Linked DNA regions of Homo sapiens: region 1 is linked to region 2. Evidence: chromatin loops called from intact Hi-C (ENCODE). Cell type or tissue: heart left ventricle. All regions are shown on one strand. Links, peaks and the distances in the headings refer to the core of each region. The heading gives the core; the rest is flanking DNA. Region 1 overlaps PRDM16 (PR/SET domain 16). Region 2 overlaps PRDM16 (PR/SET domain 16).

Region 1 (8,847 bases), core at 3,743-6,242, 60 kb before region 2:
CAAAGGTGATCATCAAGCTCTTCTAAGTTGATGGGACTCAAATTCCAAAGCCCTGCTGTGGTAAGCAGCAAGTGAAATCTCTGTGTAGCTCTTGTTTTCTGTGGGGCCCTTTGCAACCTCCCTCATGCATGAGCAATTCAGGGGTTTGAGGGGTGTATATGCACACAGGAGGATCATGTCTCTGTGGCTCCTTCCTTTCCATGGTTTCTCCCCTCAACTTACAGATGCTCTGACAGCCTCACACTGCATCCTCTGACCCATCTGTCCCATAAGACTGCAGCTTTCTGCCCGAGTTCCAGCTGCCCTGTACCAAGTAGGCTGCACAGTGGCCTTGAGGGAATACCTGGAGGACAGTGGCCCTCACAGTGCACTGCTTTCCTTCAAGGGTTCAGTTCCTCCAGTTCCCACCTGCTTTTTGTTATTCTCTAGTGCTATCAAGTTTTTTTTGTTTTAAATTATTTTTTTCCAAGTGTATCATTGTTATCTGCAGGAGAGTACATCCAACAGAAGCTACTCTACCACTGTGGGAACCGGAGGCTCCTGGGCCCCACTCTTTATTATGCCACATGCACATCCATTTTAAGCCAACAGCCACACGCACCTCCACTGTGAGTTCTGTGGCCTCATTCTGTCATCCTTGCCATAGCCCTAGGAAGTGGCTAGCACGGCAGCATCCATTTTACAGGTGGCAATAATGAGGTTCAAACTGGCCAAGTACCCCACCTAAGGACACTCAGCCAGTAGGAATGGGACTTGGGTCTTGAATCCTGAGGTGCTGATGGCAAATCCCATGTTCTTCCCACTGTTGGTTCCAAATGTGTCACCGGGATGCAGCAGGACCCCCTCTGTGGTCCAGGCCACCCCTCGGGTCCTCCCATGCTGCCCTCTCGGGTCCTCCCGTGCTGCCCCCTCTGTGGTCCAGGCCACCCCTCGGGTCCTCCCGTGCTGCCCCCTCTGTGGTCCAGGCCACCCCTTGGTTCCTCCTGTGCTGCCCTCTCGGGTCCTCCCGTGCTGCCCTCTGCAGCCGAGGGTTTTTCTTGGCAGCTGTCTCACTCCACCCAGAGCTACACAGTCCCCCCACCCTGGGCTCCTGGGAGCCAACAAGAGCCCCAAAGAGGCCACGTGGCTGTGGGCCAGGGTCTCCCCCATCCAGGGGCCTGCGGAGGGGCTGCCTGTGAGCGTGCATATCAAAGGGGGCATTGAGGGGCGGGCTCCAAGGAGACTCATTCTCCGTCAACACCCACAATGTGGGCTTTGTGAGACCTGGCAAGGCTGCGCTGAGCTGAGCGAGAACTTTCCTTTTTCTCCTAGGGAGAGATTATTTAATTTAAAAATAATTGAATGTGGAAAATGTTGGATATGGAAACTGTTTATCAGGCTTCCTTTTTTGTTTCTCCCGTTGGCCCTGCCCCACGGCGGTGAGCGACGTACCCTTCCCCAGGACGTCTTGGAGGTGTTTGTGCGTCGAGTTCTGTGTGACATAGGCTGGGGGCTTGGGGGCTTCCAGTGGAGGAGCCTGATGGAGCTCCATGGTCAAGAGGGCCTGGAAAAGTCAGGGCCTTGGGCAGAACACGGGGGCCTGCCTGGTGCTCAAAGCACAGGGCGGAACACTCTGGAGACACTGCTGTCCCACGGTTCCTGTTCAGCAGCCTGAGCTCCTCCTGGAGCACCCGCGGCATACGTGGCCCTCCCGCCTCTCTGCTCACCCTGCTGTCTCCTTTCTCTCCCCTCCACCGTCCCCAGTCTTTGGGGGCAGGCAACACAGACACCCCCTCCACCTGCGAGCCTCTCGATGGCCAGCCAGGCCCACCCCTCACTCCTCCAAGCTGGCTGCAAGGAGGCACAGGCAGATGCATCTTCTCACCCCGGCTGCACCCAGACTGGGGTCACTTCTGGTGCCCAACAGCACCCACCCCACTGTGAGGTGAGGGTGGGTGGCTCTACAAGGGAAGGGGCTCCTCTCACGTTCGCCCGCCCCAGTGGCCTAGTGACCGGCTGAACAGACGGAATGAGTGACCATGCAACCAAGTGGCTCCTGAGCAGTTCCTAACACTGTTCACCGGTGCTCTGCCGCTCCCCTTTCGTGCTTCCATCTGTAAAATGAGGGACTCCAGGCAGGCCCTGGGGACACCTGAGTGTCAGGGCTGGCTTTGCAACCTAATCCTCTCCAGAAGTGCGCAGCACTCACCGGCAGCTTGGGACACCCATGAAGTAACTTGCAGCGACCACCTTGAGGGCCTCACAGGTGTCCAGGAAACCCAGGTGCCCAGTCTTTCCGGGGAGGGTGGAGGGGGTCAGTGTACAGCCCCGGGAGTGTGAGTGTGGGAAGGGGCAGGCGGCCGTCCCTCCCAGGACACTGGTTCCTGGATGATGGTCTTTCCACAAGGTTCTGCACCAGGCAGACAGGCAGAGGGGCTCCATCCAGCCCAGAGGTGGCCCCAATGCTTAAAGCGCCTCCACCCCATTCCAGAAGGAGAAACCAGGCCCAGGGAGGGCGAGACTCTCAGGGCCTCCATGCATGCTGGCCACAGCCACTGGCTCCCTGGCATTGGCCCAGGAAGGAGCCCGGAACACCCTGGGCCTGGCCCACGGTGGTGCAGGTCCCACTGGCGAGAGCCATCCATCTGCTCCTGGAAGGCCCCGCCCTCCTGCGTCTGGTCCCAGGCAGGCTCTGTGCACACTGGGTGGGAACAAGGGCCTGTAGAATCAAGGCAAGAGGCAGTCAGGGGGTGGGGGTGGGGGCAGAGCCGTCTCTCACTGCTGGGGAAGGTCAGTCCTCGGAGTAGCTTGGGAGTCCATGACCCTGCCCCAGGTCCCACTTTGGAGTCATTTGGCTCTTCTCAGACTTCTGGGGTAGCAAAGCTGAATGGGCAGGTTCCGGGCTAAGGAGCAAACACCATGCCTAGGCCTTGGTGAGAGCTGCGGGCTCCCCTGATCCAGATCTGGCCTGATGCCTGCTCCAAAGCCCCTGAGGGCTCTGGGCTGGGGCGGGAACAGGAAGGGCAGCCACCTGGTAGTGTGGTCAGGAGGAAGGGGTTCCTTGTGCAAAGCAGCTGCCCGAGCCCATCCCCTGTGACTTCAGGGTCCTGGCAGTGTCTGTGAGCAGCCCCAGAGCTGGTGCCGGGCACTGAGTTCCGTGAGCCTCTGGACACGGGGCTGTGCATCTCGGTGGCTCAGTCTGCTTTGGCCGAGGCTAGAACCGAACTTCTGGTCAGGCTGCCCATGCCTCTGGTCGGAGCACGGGGCAGCCTGTGTCCATCTGCTGGCAGCAGGCAGAGTTCTGCCCAGGTCGCAGAGGGGTTGCTGAGTCTCCCCAACCCACGTCCCAGCCTGGGGGGTCTGGCCCAACCGTAGCCCTCTGGGCCCCTGAACAGTTCTGCAGGGTTTTGGCTGCAAGGATGAGGCTCGCTGGCTCAGCCCAGGACCATAGGAATCTGCCCATGCCATGCAGCCCTCAGTGCCCACAAAGGCTGGGCTCCAGGCCCTGAGCTTTTTGGAGCAACTACTCGGCTGCCTGGCCAGGTCACTCGTTAGTATTCGTGTGCTAGGGCCCAGGAGAAGCAGAGAGTGGAGAGAGGCCAGCGGTGGGGGCAGCTCTTCAGCACCATCCCCAAAATCCGCGGGCCAAGGACATTTGGACAAAGAGCTGTCTTCATTGAGAGCAGTGGGCACGGCTTCTGCTGCCCACAAAGGCGGCTTGAATGGGCAGGGACAGTGGGGAGGGACATGCACGCTTCTTAAAGAGGCCCTCCGCCATGGCCTCCAGCAGAAGGAGGGGGGCTTCCCCGGAGCTTTGAACTCACAGTGCCCCTCTTGAGACATGACCTTGAATGTCAGGTGCCACCAAGCCCTGTCCCTGTCTCCTGACACTAGCTGTTCAGTTCTTCACAGGAACAGTCTGTCCTCCCCTCTGCCCTTGGGGACCGGGGCCGCAGTGAGCCTGGGGTGGGGGCCCTGGGGCTCACCCAACTCCACCCACTCTCCCAAAGAGCTCAGAGCTTCCCGCATCTGCAGTGGGCAGTTTTTCCACCCAGGCCAGCAAAAATGAGGGAGCGGCCCATGTCCTAGAGTCCGTGGTGGGGAGAGGCACCTGATGGGGCACCTCACTTTGAGAGGCATTAAGAGAAGGGTCCACCGGGGCAGCGCTGGCCTGGGAACAGCCCACTGGCATGGCTCTGTGCTCCTGCCTTTGGTGGGGGTGGGGGCGGGGCCCAGCATGGCCGGAGAGGCTGGGGCTTTGTAATAATCACCATAACGATTATTGAATTTGAAAAGCCAGGAGTCAATGCATTTCTGCACGATTTTGTCAGCAACAAACCACAGCCTCGCCCTGCCCCACCTCCGTCCGCATAGTGCCCATGGCCAGGCTGTCTGGGCGCAGCATTCCTGGGCCTGCTCTCTGGCTCCCAGTGAGGGTCCCCGCCCCACGGGAGATAAGATAGAGCTGGTGTCAGGGAGGAGGTGTGGACGGGGCCGCACCGGCACGCTGTGAGTGATAAAAGGGGCTTTGGAAAGGTGCTGACGTGGCACCGTGCTTAATGAGGTCATCGCCGAAGCTGCTGCCCCGATAACCTGGAGGTCAGGCTCCCAGCAAGTGGCCATGGCGGGAAGCAGGGCTGTCTGCACTGCCCGTCTCCACCCAGCACCCAGTCGGCGCAGCCACTGGGTGCCCATGGGGCTTGGCTCCGAGCTTATTTCAGAGCTGTCATCCTCAACCCAAGGGTGTCCTTGTCCCGGGGCAGCTGACCCCTCTTTCCCACTGGCTGGTGTGCTGGCAAGGGTGGCGGAGGAGCCGAGGCAGCCCGGCAGAGCTCAGGGCCGCCCGTGAAAGCCAGCCTTGGATGGTAGCTTCCCCTCCCTCCCACTCCAATGCACCCCGGCTTCCTGCGCTCTGGGGGTCTTCAAAGCTCCCTGGCTGAGCTGTCTACTGGGAGCTTTCTGTTCTCAGTGTTCACAGAGGCCTGAGCTCTGCTGGCCACGGTGCTGGGCTTGGGGATTGAGGAGCCTCCAGCCCTCAGCCTCCGCAGCCCCCGCAGCCTCCAAAGCCCGGGGCTGGGCTTGCTCAGGCGCCCTCTGCCGTGAATGTTTAGCTCTGCTCCCTCCCACCTCTTGAAAGCAGCCTCTTCTGTGCCTAGCGGGGTCCTGAGCCCTGGAGGAGACAGCAGTCAGAGGCCTGGACCTGACTCCTGTCTTTGAGGGGGGAAGAGGACAGGGCAGAAAAGACCTGGGGCCAGGTGCAGTGGCCCAAAATCCCAGCACCTTGGGAGGCCAAGGCGGGAGGAAGCCCAGAAGTTTGAGGCCAGCCTGGACAACATAGCAAGACCCTATCTCTACAAAAAATACAAAAATTAGCCTGATGTGATGGCATGTGCTGGTAGTTCCAGCTACTCAGGAGGCTGAGGCAGGAGGATCGCTTGAGCTCAGGAGGTCCGGGCTACAGAGAGCTGTGATCACACCACTATACTCCAGCCTGGGCGAGAGAGTGAGACCCTGTCTCAAAAAAATGAAAAGAAAAGATCTGGAAGTGGGAGGGGAGGCGGCTCTCTACCTCCAACCTGGGCACCCTTGAAGCCACCCCCTCTTTCCCTCCTGGGCTCTACTGCTCCGTCTGTGCAGCCTGGGGCTGCAGTCAGGGTCAGGTTTGGTGACACTTGGATCCAGACATAATGTGTGTTAAGATCAAGGGCCCCGGGCTGATGTGGCCTCCCAGCAGCCTGCAGGACAAGGGGAGGGGACCAGGGTGGCAGGCAGCTGTGGGCGGGTGGAAAGCAGAGCTGGGAGCCAGCCCTGCCCGGCCAGGGCTCGGGCACAGCTTGGCTCCATGCAGGGCCCTGGGAGCACCCAGAAGGCAGGGCTTTGGCACCATGCAGCCTCCCAGATGGCCGGGCCGGGCTGGTTCCTCCCTCCCAGGACAAGAGCTTTGTGTCTGCCGACTTCTTCCCAATGCCGCGTCCAGTGTTTTCCTCTTTCTGGGCCTCAAACTCTTTTTTGAGGCCAGGTGGGTGGGGCCCAGCCAGCGCCAGGCACTTCTGGCTGGGGGATATACACCCCCCAGTCCTTGCAGAGCCCACTCTGAAGGGGACTTGGGGATTCACTTCAGCTCTCGCTTTATTATGGAGCCTGGGAGAAAAACAAGTCAGAAGACCATTTCCAAAAATAGCCAGCAGAGAGCGGGAACTGTCTGCAGAGCTGCTGGTTGGCGGCCCTCTGGGCAGGGGCACAGACAGGCCAAGAGATCCCCGTGTCCTGGGAATGGCCGCTGGCTCGCTGGGCCAGACGTTTTGGGGGCATGTTCACCAGCTTGTGGGTCTCTGAGATGTGGGTCTCAGAAGCACCTGCTTCCCACGGGGTCCACCCCGGCCCCTGGCCAGTGCCAGCTCTCATCCCCACCAGGCACTTGGGTGGCCACAGGGTGTCCCTCCCGGTCCCTCCAGGTGGAAAAGACTCTGTTTGGCACAGGCATTTTGAAGACCCAGGAGAGACTTCTGATTGAGGAACTCCTGCTCTCCTGGGCTGGGTTTAGGGAAAAAGCTCCATCCAGGGCCCACGTGGGGTCCCAGAATTTCTTCAGAACCCAGAACCCGTCTCTATAGGAACGCAGAGGGAGCAGCACAGGGACATAGGTCTTCTCCTTCCCATCCCTGGTCCTGGAGCAGGTGCCTGGGCCCTCAGCTCACTGTGTCACATTGGAACCCGTCTCTGTCCCCCTCCCTCTCTGTCCCCCTCCCTCTCTCATCCCCTTCCTCCTTCTCTCCCTCCCTCTCTCTTCCCCTCCCTCTCTCTCCCCCTCCCTCTCTCCCCCTCCCTCTCTCTCCATCTCTCTCTCTCCCCTCCCTCTTTCTCCCCTCCCTCTTTCTCTCCTCCCTCTGTCTCTCCCTTCCTCTGTCTCCCCCTCCCTCTGTCTCTCCTCTCCCTCTCTCCCCCCCCTCTGTTTCTCTTCTTCCCTCCCTCTCTCTTGCTCTCTCTCACCATAGCCCCTCCTCTTGCAGTCTCCAGCCATTTGGGGGGTTCCGCCTCCCCCTTGAGAACTCACACACTCACTCTGTGTCTGTGACTTGGTATGGAAGGGAGAGCTGGGGGCGGGGAGGCACTGATGCCTGAGGGTAGCTGGGCTGTACCATCCTCAGCCTCGCCCAGACCCTCCAGAGACCCTAAGGACCTCCCCAAAGAGCAAGATGACCACACACTTTACCTCCAGAGGAGAGGAGACACTCCTGCGAGGGAATGGGGAGCACAGTGTGAATGACTCTGGGCAGCATGACCAGCTCAGACAGCCCCAGGCCAACCCTGGCACACCGGTGCATGGTCCACCTGCCTGGCACAGTCCACCTGCCCGGCCCTGGCACTGCAGGGTGTGGGCCCTTCTCCCTCCGTGTTTGGCCCTCTCTGCCATGGGCTGGTGCTCCCCTCCACCCAGCCGTGCTGCCCCCACCTGCGGACTGATTCAATTCTGCCCCCATCCCAGCCGTGCCCACCCCTCCCACGACTTCCCACGGCAGAGTTGTGGTCCTGGCGGCTGGCTGCAGCTTTTAATTGTTTTTCTCCCCCCAGATGCTCTCCACTGACCCTCCCTCCCCTCCGAAGCCGGCGCCCCCCTTGCTGCCCGCAGTGGGCTGGGGGAGGGGACACGGATTCCAGTAGCATTTCCGCCCTCCGCTCTATCATTTCGTTTGTTCTCCTTTCCTTTCCCTTTCTTCTCCCTCCACGGGCCCAGCCTCTGTGATTAAGCCTCAAGGCCTCCTGCTGCTTTTAATAGGCCTGCGGGCCTGACCATCTGATGAGAACCGCGCAGCACAGCTTGTTCCCGAATACTTGCGCTGGAATCGCCTAATGCACGGTATTAATCATCACTGTCAGGCCGTTCAGGCCCTAAATACACCCACCCAGTATAAAATTATCCTAAACAGAAAAGAAGCAGGCTGCGATTGGCCGCATATTGAAAACAGACATGAGACAGCCCCCGCCCCCAACTCATCCCCCTCCCAAATTTCAGGGCCGCCTCCAAGGCCTCTGCCCGGTGTCAGGAACAATAGCTAGCTCTCGGTGGCAGTCAGGCCGCATTTGGTGTTCACACAAGTCCCACGTCGGGGAGGGGGCCGTCCTCTGCACAGGGCCCTGAGTGCCCACCCTGCAGGCTTCGGGGCCCATGCGTGGCCGGAGGCAGAGGGCTTCCCGGTTGGGCTGAGGGCTGTTTCAGAGCAGTGCCCTGAGGAGGACCAGGCCTGGGGCTCTGGAGCCAGAAGTCAGGAAAGGGAGGCTGCAGCCGCACACCCGAAGAGCTCGAAAGCTGGCCCCCAGCCCAGACTCCCACGCAGGGACGTCCCTCACAGCAGGATTTGCTGCTTCCTCCTGACCAATGCCCTCCTGTAGTAAAAGTTAACCGGGTGTGAAATGCATGTTGCCTGAGGTGCGGTAAAAGTTTACGAGGGCTGGGCAGCTCCTAGGCATGGGCAGGCCCATTTCTCACCTGCAGCCTGGGTCCCTGCAGAAACCTGGCTCGGCCTGGGGGCTATGGCAGGGCCCTCATTGGGTGAGGGAGGCCCGGGGTATTTCTTGCCACATCTGAAATTGGACCCGAATGCGCATGGGGACACCATCCTGCAGCCTCTGCGTTTGTCCTTGGGGTCATTGAGGAATCTCAGCACTGGCCCTGGCTTCTGGCAGGCACCTGGGCCATGGGAGCCCAAGGGTGGCTCCCTCGGGCCACCCCGTTACACTCCAGCCAAGTACTGGGGGCCACGGGCTGAGGGCACAGGCCACAGGGGATGAGTCCAGCCCCGCAGTGTGACCGGCAGTTGGCAAACCATTGACTCAGGCCACCTCACTGCACCCACAGGCTTTGCAGAG
Region 2 (8,847 bases), core at 2,420-4,919:
GAGGCCAGGAGTTCAAGACCAGCCTGAGCAATGTAGCAAGACACCATTTCTACCAAAAAAAAAAAAATTTTTTTTTTAATTAGCCAACCACGGTAGTGTGTGCCTGTGGTCCCAGCTGCTCAGGGGGCTAAGGGCAAGAGGATGTCCTGAGCCCAGGAATTCGAGGCTGCAGTAAGCCAAGATCACACCACTGCACTCCAGCCTGGGCAACAGAGCAAGACTCTGTAAAGAAATAAAAATAAATAAGAGAAAGGTAAGAGGTCACCAGGGCCGGGTCCAAGGGGCCTTGTGGGCCAGTGCAGGGACTATGACCCTGATTCTCAGTGAAGTCAGAGGCCCCTGAAGGGTCCTGTCTGCTGGGCCTTGTGCCGAGTCATCGCTTCCCAAGCATTCTTACACAGCATCCTTACGAAAGCCTGAGAGTGGGGCCCTTCTGTCTCCAGTTGTCATAGGAGGAAAGGGAGGCTACAAGATGTTGAGTGACCGTGGGCTCAAGGCCAGGCTGTGGAGCCCAAATTTTAGCTTCAGGGGCCTGGCTCCTGGCCCCCGGCTGGGTGATTTGAACCTTCCAGGCTCCGTTGCATCAGCCTGGAGAGGCGGGGTGCTGGGAGCTTGGGAACCTGGACTCAGGTGTTCTTGCTGATGTGGGACCACTCAGGCACTGACCACTTGCACAAGAGGTGATGTCCGCCAGCCAGCCGGGCCCCTGTCAGCACCTGGGCTGTGCCCGTCCCACCCACCTCCCAAGCCCCAGCGTCCAGCCGTCCTGCTAGGGGTGACTCCGCCCCCAGCCTAACCTGGGCCACATGCCCCCACCAACTGAGGAACCAAAGGGAGATGGAGCTCTGCCTGCCGGCCGTTCCACAAGTACTGTTTTCCCATTTGCTGACCACCGATCTCCCAGGAGGAGCATGTGTGCAGTGTGCCCGGCTCCGGCACCCCGATACACAGTACCCCTTTCCTCTGGGAGAAGCCAGCACGGTGCGAGCTGGGCAGGAGTCAGGGGCTGGGGCGGGGGGTGACTGCTCCCAGCTGCAGGTCAAGTGACTCCAGTGAGAGCGGCACCAGTTGGTGCCTCAGATGACAACGTGGAGTTCTATAGCAAGCTCAGGAGCAAGAAAATTGGACCTAGGTTTAAACTTCCTTGCCTCTCTGGGCCTGCAGACGAGCGTTCTAAAGTCCCGTTGCATCGCTTTAATGATGTGCATTCCAAGAGCTGCAGCACCCTGGGCAGCTGGAGCCCACTGTTCCCACCACACTGCAGGCTGCTCCCCATCCCTCGTGGATGGAGTGAGGACAGGGAAACTCAACTGGCCCTGCCCCGCCTCGGCGACTCTTGCGCTTCTTGTCCACACACTCGGCTCACCTTTGTGCCTTGGCTTTTTGCTAAGGGGATAAAGCTTAAAGGAAAACCCCAGATGTGGGCAGATCGGGTTTATGAAGATTCTCATTCCCTTAGAAATTAGATCAGACACAAGCAACGCAGCCCTGGTATCCCCCAGGCCACTGCACAGTGTCCTTTGGTGCAACTGCAGAAGGGGGTCTTCAGGCTTGGAGAGGAGAATTTGCAAACAAGTGAGGGAGTCCAAATGGCGTGGCCCTTTCCAGGAATGGTCAGTTGCTTGCAGGAGAGGTCACAGCTGCGCAGGCGCTCATGGCCAGACTCCGTGTCCACCTGCTGGGTGACACACCCATGGCACAGGCAGATGGAAGCCCTAAGCCCCCACCTCACTGGCCACACAGACGGAGGGGGTGTCATTCCTGGTGGTGTCTTTCCCACCAAGGCGCTCACCTGTGCCCTGGGCTGTGTACAAACGTGTGTGTGCATGGGTGTAAGAGAAGGGGTGGGTAGAGCGAGAGGAGAGGAGAACAGGACAGAGAGGAAGTATAATATCTGGGAATGAGGTGCACAGGCTCCCACTGGGCACTTTGCAGAAAGAGCCTTTGCTTTAATAAGTATGCACGTGTGAGAGTGTGTGAGTGTGGGCGCGTGCACCGGTGCGTGTGTGTGTGAGAGCGTGTGTGTGGACACATGAGCTGGTGCATGTGTCGGTGCGTGTGAGAGCGTGTGAGTGTGGGTGTGTGAGCTGGTGTGTGTGTGAGTGCATGAGTGTGGGTGCGTGAGCTGGTGCCTGTGTTGGCATGTGTGAGAGTGTGTGAGTGTGAGCACGTGAGCCGGTGCATGTGTTGGCGTGCATGAGAGTGTGTGAGTGTGGGCGCGTGAGCCGGTGCATGTGTTGGCACACGTGAGAGTGCATGAGTGTGGGCGCGTGAGCCGGTGCGTGTGTGTGAGCGCGTGTGGGCGCGTGAGCTGGTGCGTGTGTTGGAGGATGTGAGAGCACGAGGGTGGGCACGTGAGCTGGTGCGTGTGTGTGTGAGAGCGCATGAGGGTGGGCGTGTGAGCCAGTGCTTGTGTTGGCACGCATGAGAGTGAGGGGCGTGTGAGCCAGTGCATGTGTTGGCACGTGTGAGAGCATGTGAGGGTTGGCGTGTGAGCCGGGGCATGTCAGTGTGTGTGAGTGTGGGCGTGTGGGCCGGTGCGTGTGTCGGCGCACGTGACAGCGTGAGTGTGGGCGCGTGTCTGTGAGTGCGAGTGTGGGCGTGTGAGTTGATGCATGTGAGTGTGTGAGTGTGGGTGTGTGTGAGTGAGTGTGGGCACGTGAGTTGGTGCGTGTGTGTGTGAGAGTGTGGGCGCGTGAGTTGGTGCGTGTGGGTGTGAGAGTGTGTGAGTGGGGCACAGCCAGGGTGTGCTTGTTTGGCCGGCAGGGCTGAGTGCCTCCCCGAGGGCCAGGTAGGTGACCGAGGGGTATTTACAGACCCTCCCTCTGGAGGGTCACCTGTCCATCAGCAGCCCTCCAGAGAGGGCAGATTTGATGAAACGAGACAAAGTTCTTCTCCCCTCAGCCTTGAAAACGCCCCGCCAGGCTGGACGAGCAGGAAGGTAGAGCGGTTAATATAAATAGATATCGTGATGAAAGAACACGATCATCTTAGGGGAAAAGCTCCCAGCTGGAGTCGAAGGAGATCAGGCAGCCGACGATTTCTGGTGAGCAAGAAGCTTGCTGAAATCATTGTTTCCACCACGCCGTGTTTAGGAAGCAAATTGTCCTACAGAGAGAGACACTCGCCGGGATGTGTGTGTGTGGTGTGCGTGTCTGTGGTGTGTGTGTGCGTGTGTGTGGTGTATGTGCATGTGTGTGGTTTGTGTGGTGTGTGTAGTGTGGGTGTGTGTGTGGTGTGGGTGTGAGTGTGTGTGGTTGTGTGTGGGTGTGTGGTGTGGGTGTGTGTGGTGTATGTGTGCATGTGTGTGGTTGTGTGTGGGTGTGTGGTGTGGGTGTGTGTGTGGTGTTTGTGTGCATGTGTGTGGTTGTGTGCATGTGTGTGGTGTGGTTGTGGGTGTGGTGTGTGTGTATGTGCATGTGTGTGGTGTGGGTGTGTGTGCGTGTGGGGGGTGTGGTTGTGTGTTTGCATGGGGGGGTGTGGGGGGTGTGCATGTGTGTGTGCTGTGTGTGCATGTGTGTGATTGTGTGTGTACGAATGTGGTGTGTGGTTGTGTATGTGCATGTGTATGAATGTGTGTGGTTGTGTGTGTGCGTGTGTGTGGTGTGTGTGCATGTGTATGAATGTGGTGTGTGGTTGTGTGTGCTGTGTGTGTGCATGTGTAGATGTGTGTGTGTTCCTCCCTTTTTTCTTAGAAAAACAAGAGGCAAAAGACAAGCTGGTGATTCGCTGACAACCGTTCACAGGCCTTTAGGAAAATGGCCGGAACCCCCAGGCCGCTGGGTCCTGGAGTCTAGCTGGGCCGGCACTGCCCTCTCCTGTTGAGAGAAGATGCTGGCACTCGCCAGCCAGAGCCGGGCACTGCCGCTTCCATCCCAGTCTGAGGAGGTTCCCAGTAGTAGGATTTTCACTTTTCTCAAGCAGGGAATAGTCCCTCTGCATAGGGCTCCTGCCCGGGGTGACCTCCTATCCATGTCCACCTCCAGCCATCTCCAAAGGGTAGTTGAGTACTGCCAGGAGCCCCAAAGTCCGGGATCCCCGAGTTGGGGCCTCCTGAGAACCTCAGGAACTGTCTGTGTCAACCCAGAGGCTGCCTTCTCCGGGGTGCAGGCAGCAGGATCTGGTGCGGAGAGGGGAGGTGGGAGGACACTAGGAACACTGTGAACTTCTAGAGAGCAGGAGGCACAGTCTGCGTGGTCAGCGTCCTGCCCCCACCCCTGCTAGAACAGCTGCAAAAGTGAAGACGAAGGCAGGGCGGGCCCTGAGCCAGCTTGCCCTGAATCCACTGATGGAGTGGCAGACACCATCACATGCATTCGCTTTCCCCGTGCCCCGCCCTGGAGAGCAGGTTCACCTTCCCCAGGGACTTCTGAAAATCTTGGCTCCTAAACTAGCAACACCGTGGGGTAGGAGGGTGGAAACAGCAGTGGCAAGCCCATTCTCCAGCAAAGAAGGTGGCGGCACAGCAGGAACTGTACCAACCGGCCCCCCGATCTGTGCTGGTCACTGGAGGCCAGTCTTGGGTGGGGCGCATGCACACACACATATGTTTCCACATGCTCATGTGTGCACACGTGTGCACACTCAGACACGCACGCTTGCAGAATACACACACGCCTGCCCAGACACGGACACTTACGCACACAGACACACATGCACCTGCCTGTGTATTTGTGTGTACGCACACACGCATGTATGCACAGTACACACATATACACCCATGCCCACGCACATGCACCCAGACAGACTGCTTCCAGCCCCAGCCTCGCCCCTCCAGCGGCTGGCTTTCCCAGTAATTTCATGTGGCGTTTTCAGCAGGGTTTCCCGGTCATTTCATGCGGGTTTGTCTTGGCTTCTGCTGATGTTTTAGGTGAGGTCTGCCACAAGTCCTACACGCAGTTCTCCAACCTGTGCCGGCACAAGCGGATGCACGCCGACTGCCGCACGCAGATCAAGTGCAAGGACTGTGGCCAGATGTTCAGCACTACCTCCTCCCTCAACAAGCACCGGCGCTTCTGCGAGGGCAAGAACCATTACACGCCGGGCGGCATCTTTGCCCCGGGCCTGCCCTTGACCCCCAGCCCCATGATGGACAAGGCAAAACCCTCCCCCAGCCTCAATCACGCCAGCCTGGGCTTCAACGAGTACTTTCCCTCCAGGCCGCACCCGGGGAGCCTGCCCTTCTCCACGGCGCCTCCCACGTTCCCCGCACTCACCCCCGGCTTCCCGGGCATCTTCCCTCCATCCTTGTACCCCCGGCCGCCTCTGCTACCTCCCACATCGCTGCTCAAGAGCCCCCTGAACCACACCCAGGACGCCAAGCTCCCCAGTCCCCTGGGGAACCCAGCCCTGCCCCTGGTCTCCGCCGTCAGCAACAGCAGCCAGGGCACGACGGCAGCTGCGGGGCCCGAGGAGAAGTTCGAGAGCCGCCTGGAGGACTCCTGTGTGGAGAAGCTGAAGACCAGGAGCAGCGACATGTCGGACGGCAGTGACTTTGAGGACGTCAACACCACCACGGGGACCGACCTGGACACGACCACGGGGACGGGCTCGGACCTGGACAGCGACGTGGACAGCGACCCTGACAAGGACAAGGGCAAGGGCAAGTCCGCCGAGGGCCAGCCCAAGTTTGGGGGCGGCTTGGCGCCCCCGGGGGCCCCGAACAGCGTGGCCGAGGTGCCTGTCTTCTATTCCCAGCACTCATTCTTCCCGCCACCCGACGAGCAGCTGCTGACTGCAACGGGCGCCGCCGGGGACTCCATCAAGGCCATCGCATCCATTGCCGAGAAGTACTTTGGCCCCGGCTTCATGGGGATGCAGGAGAAGAAGCTGGGCTCGCTCCCCTACCACTCGGCGTTCCCCTTCCAGTTCCTGCCCAACTTCCCCCACTCCCTTTACCCCTTCACGGACCGAGCCCTCGCCCACAACTTGCTGGTCAAGGCCGAGCCAAAGTCACCCCGGGACGCCCTCAAGGTGGGCGGCCCCAGTGCCGAGTGCCCCTTTGATCTCACCACCAAGCCCAAAGACGTGAAGCCCATCCTGCCCATGCCCAAGGGCCCCTCGGCCCCCGCATCCGGCGAGGAGCAGCCGCTGGACCTGAGCATCGGCAGCCGGGCCCGTGCCAGCCAAAACGGCGGCGGGCGGGAGCCCCGCAAGAACCACGTCTATGGGGAACGCAAGCTGGGCGCCGGCGAGGGGCTGCCCCAGGTGTGCCCGGCGCGGATGCCCCAGCAGCCCCCGCTCCACTACGCCAAGCCCTCGCCCTTCTTCATGGACCCCATCTACAGGTATTCAGCACCCCAGCCTCACTGGCTCTCCCTGGGGCGGGGCCGCGGCGGTGCTGGGCGGGCTCAGTGCATGGTGGTGTCTCTTTCAAGCTCCTCCAAGGTCGTCCCCCGGCCTTTGCTGACTTCAGGAAGATGCCCCTGTTCTTGGGGGGGTCTGCACCCCTCAGGAGGGATGCCTGGCTTGGCTGCTCCTAAGCTAGGTGCCTGGCCCGGGCCGTGTTTGGGAGGCCAGGACGGGTGCTCCTGGACACGTGCAGTTTGCTTGCACCGATGACCACTCAGACATCACACTGCTGGCCTCGAGCGCCTCCTATCCCCAGTAACCCCACCCCCCACCCCAACCCACACCCTTCCCCACCCCTCTCTCCAGCTGTCGTCTCTGGTCTAGCTCTCCCCAGCCTCTACCTGCAGAAGTCAGAGGGGCCTGGGCTGAGTGCTTCCTGCCCCTCCTGGTGCGCTCCTGCCCCTGGAGCCACAGCGGCAGGGGGAATGGGGAGGGGGTGTCTTTCTGGGGGCCCCGGGGGAATCAGAGAAGGAGCCAGTGGTCCTTGGAGGGGAGGAGGAGGCGAGGGATGAAGCAAGCATTGGAGGGTTTTCTAGGCACCAGTGTCCTGTGTCTCTGATGCCTCTCTTGGGGAAAGGCGAGTTTAATGCCACTCCCTAATTTCTGGACAGGTTTGCCCCTCCCTAGAATGCAGGTGGGTTGGAAGAGCAGGGCTAGGCTTGGGGAGGGGGTCCTACCCCCACCAGCACCTGTCCCTGTGCTCCCCGCTTCGCCATGCAAGGAGACAGGCAGGAGACCCTGAGCAAGTCCTGTCCTAATAAAGCAAAAGCGGCCAGTCATAGACATGCTGGGGGTGCTGTGTCTTGCAACGGGGTGGCAGGTTTACCAAAGCGCTCTCAGTGATGGGAAAGAGGCTCCCAAATCTAACCCTCACTATGGGAACCCAGGCAGACAGAGAAGAGCAGGCTGCCTTCAAGAGCCACCAGGCCAAAGGAGGGTCAGTGGATAGCCCTGCCCACGGCCTCTGTTTACCACAGGAGGTTTGCATTGTGATTCAGTGAGCAGGCTTGTCACCGGCATCTGGGGAAGGTTCTGGAACTGTAATCTCCAGCAGCCCTGGAGGGTGTTTAGACAGGGCCCTGTCTGGGTGCTGCAGGAAGCCCCTGGTGACCTCCCCAGGACAGAAACCTGCTGGCCACTCACGTTCATCAGCACACACGGGCAGCACACCCCGTGCCAGGGGCCGGGTCAGAGAAGGAGCGGAGGAGGCCTTGAGCCTCTGGTGTGAGCCACGCTCTGCTGTGAGCAGGTCCAGGGACCCCCTTCAGAGTGGTCCCCACTCATGCAGGGCTGACCGGCCAGTTAGGCCGGGGTGCACGGGGCCTTCAGAGAAAACTCCAGCCGCCTGCACTTAGCACCCATGACCTGCAGGGGTGCTGGCAGCCAGGGGTCTTTGAAGGCCCTCGAGGGGACCTTGGAGGCATGGGAGGTGTGAGGGAACCACTGAGGGAGAGTGTTCAGGGGCAGGTGGTGACAGGGAGGGTCCGTCTAGGGGTGCAGGTGGGCTGGGCTCCCGACATCCCCAAGGCCCACAGAGGAGTCTGGTGAGCGTTGGGGCAGCCACGGCGAGGTCCACACCATGGCCTTGTGACTGGCCAGGTATATGGTCAGGCGGGGTGGGCGGCTCTGTGGAGCGGGTGGCTCGGCGGGGCGGGCGGCTCGGTGGGGTACGTAACCCTCTGTGCTGTTGTCCAGCAGGGTAGAAAAGCGGAAGGTCACAGACCCCGTGGGAGCCCTGAAGGAGAAGTACCTGCGGCCGTCCCCGCTGCTCTTCCACCCCCAGGTACGTCCTCAGTGCAGGTCAGGGCGCCCTGTAACCCACACGCCAGTGGCCCCATCTCCCGGCTGTCGAGGCTCAGTGGCCAGGCTGGAGCCTAAGTCCCCGTCCAGGCCATACCACGCACAGACGCCCTCAAAGGCAGAGGAGGATTCTCTCCCTGAGGCCCCTCAGGTCACTGTAGGCTGGAGAGGTTGAGGACTGAGAGTGACCCTCACAGGGCCACCCCAGGGACCTCTCTGACCCCTGGCTCTGGGCTCCAGGAGGGAGAAGGAGCTTCACTGGAGTCGTGGGCAGAGCCTGAAGGAGCGAGGGCAGGGATTGTGAGTGAGGGGAGCAGCCTCAGGTGGCAGCCCAGGACACAGCGTGGGCGCTCTCTCTGGGGTGCACAGGACCTGAGTATGTTCAAATGGACCGGAAGAGAGGAAGGGCCTGAGCATGCAGAGAGGGGCATGGAGCCAGGCCCCAGGGAGGTGGTGGGCAGGGGGTCTGGAAAGAGACCCAGAGAGCCCCCCAGTCCAGACAGGTGGGTGCAGACCCTGCCAGGCCTGGAGGTGCTCCTGCCTGCCCCTGAGGCCACATCCTGGGAGCAAAATAGCAGGTGGGCAGCATGGCCAGGGCAGAGTCTTCCCGACCTCCTGTCCCCTACTGACTTGGTCTCATTGCTGGGAGCCTGGCCCCTTCCGCAGCGCCATGGGCTGCACCTGGAGGGTCCTGAG

What was found. Hi-C counts contacts between places; a loop is a spot of excess contacts. Peaks named below come from ENCODE experiments on the same cell type or tissue, not always from the same donor. Only the 100,000 strongest peaks of a DNase experiment are listed, where the experiment ranks them.
Region 1: a loop joins it to region 2, with 8 times the contacts of the local background. A loop is called at or near these places in 17 of 110 quality-filtered maps.

Annotation. Positions count from the first base shown.
Region 1 is chr1:3,344,829-3,353,675 of GRCh38, forward strand. All of the region lies in intron 3 of PRDM16 (PR/SET domain 16), which reads left to right. Among named protein-coding and RNA genes, the nearest start is that of ARHGEF16, 110 kb to the right of the region's middle. RefSeq lists enhancers at 701-4,973, 1,225-1,724, 2,080-2,880, 2,881-3,680, 7,276-8,250 and 1 more. In heart left ventricle, for the core only: CTCF peaks have their summits at 5,082 (motif pointing left), 5,281 and 6,182 (motif pointing right); DNase peaks (open chromatin) are centred at 4,633, 5,743 and 6,242; H3K4me3 peaks cover 267 bases; H3K27ac peaks cover 2,500 bases; H3K27me3 peaks cover 997 bases.
Region 2 is chr1:3,406,514-3,415,360 of GRCh38, forward strand. It overlaps PRDM16 (PR/SET domain 16), which reads left to right. Exons shown (of 17, transcript NM_022114.4): 9 at 4,871-6,287; 10 at 8,047-8,134. Among named protein-coding and RNA genes, the nearest start is that of ARHGEF16, 44 kb to the right of the region's middle. RefSeq lists enhancers at 1,948-2,525, 8,603-8,847. In heart left ventricle, for the core only: a CTCF peak has its summit at 3,826 (motif pointing left); a DNase peak (open chromatin) is centred at 3,812.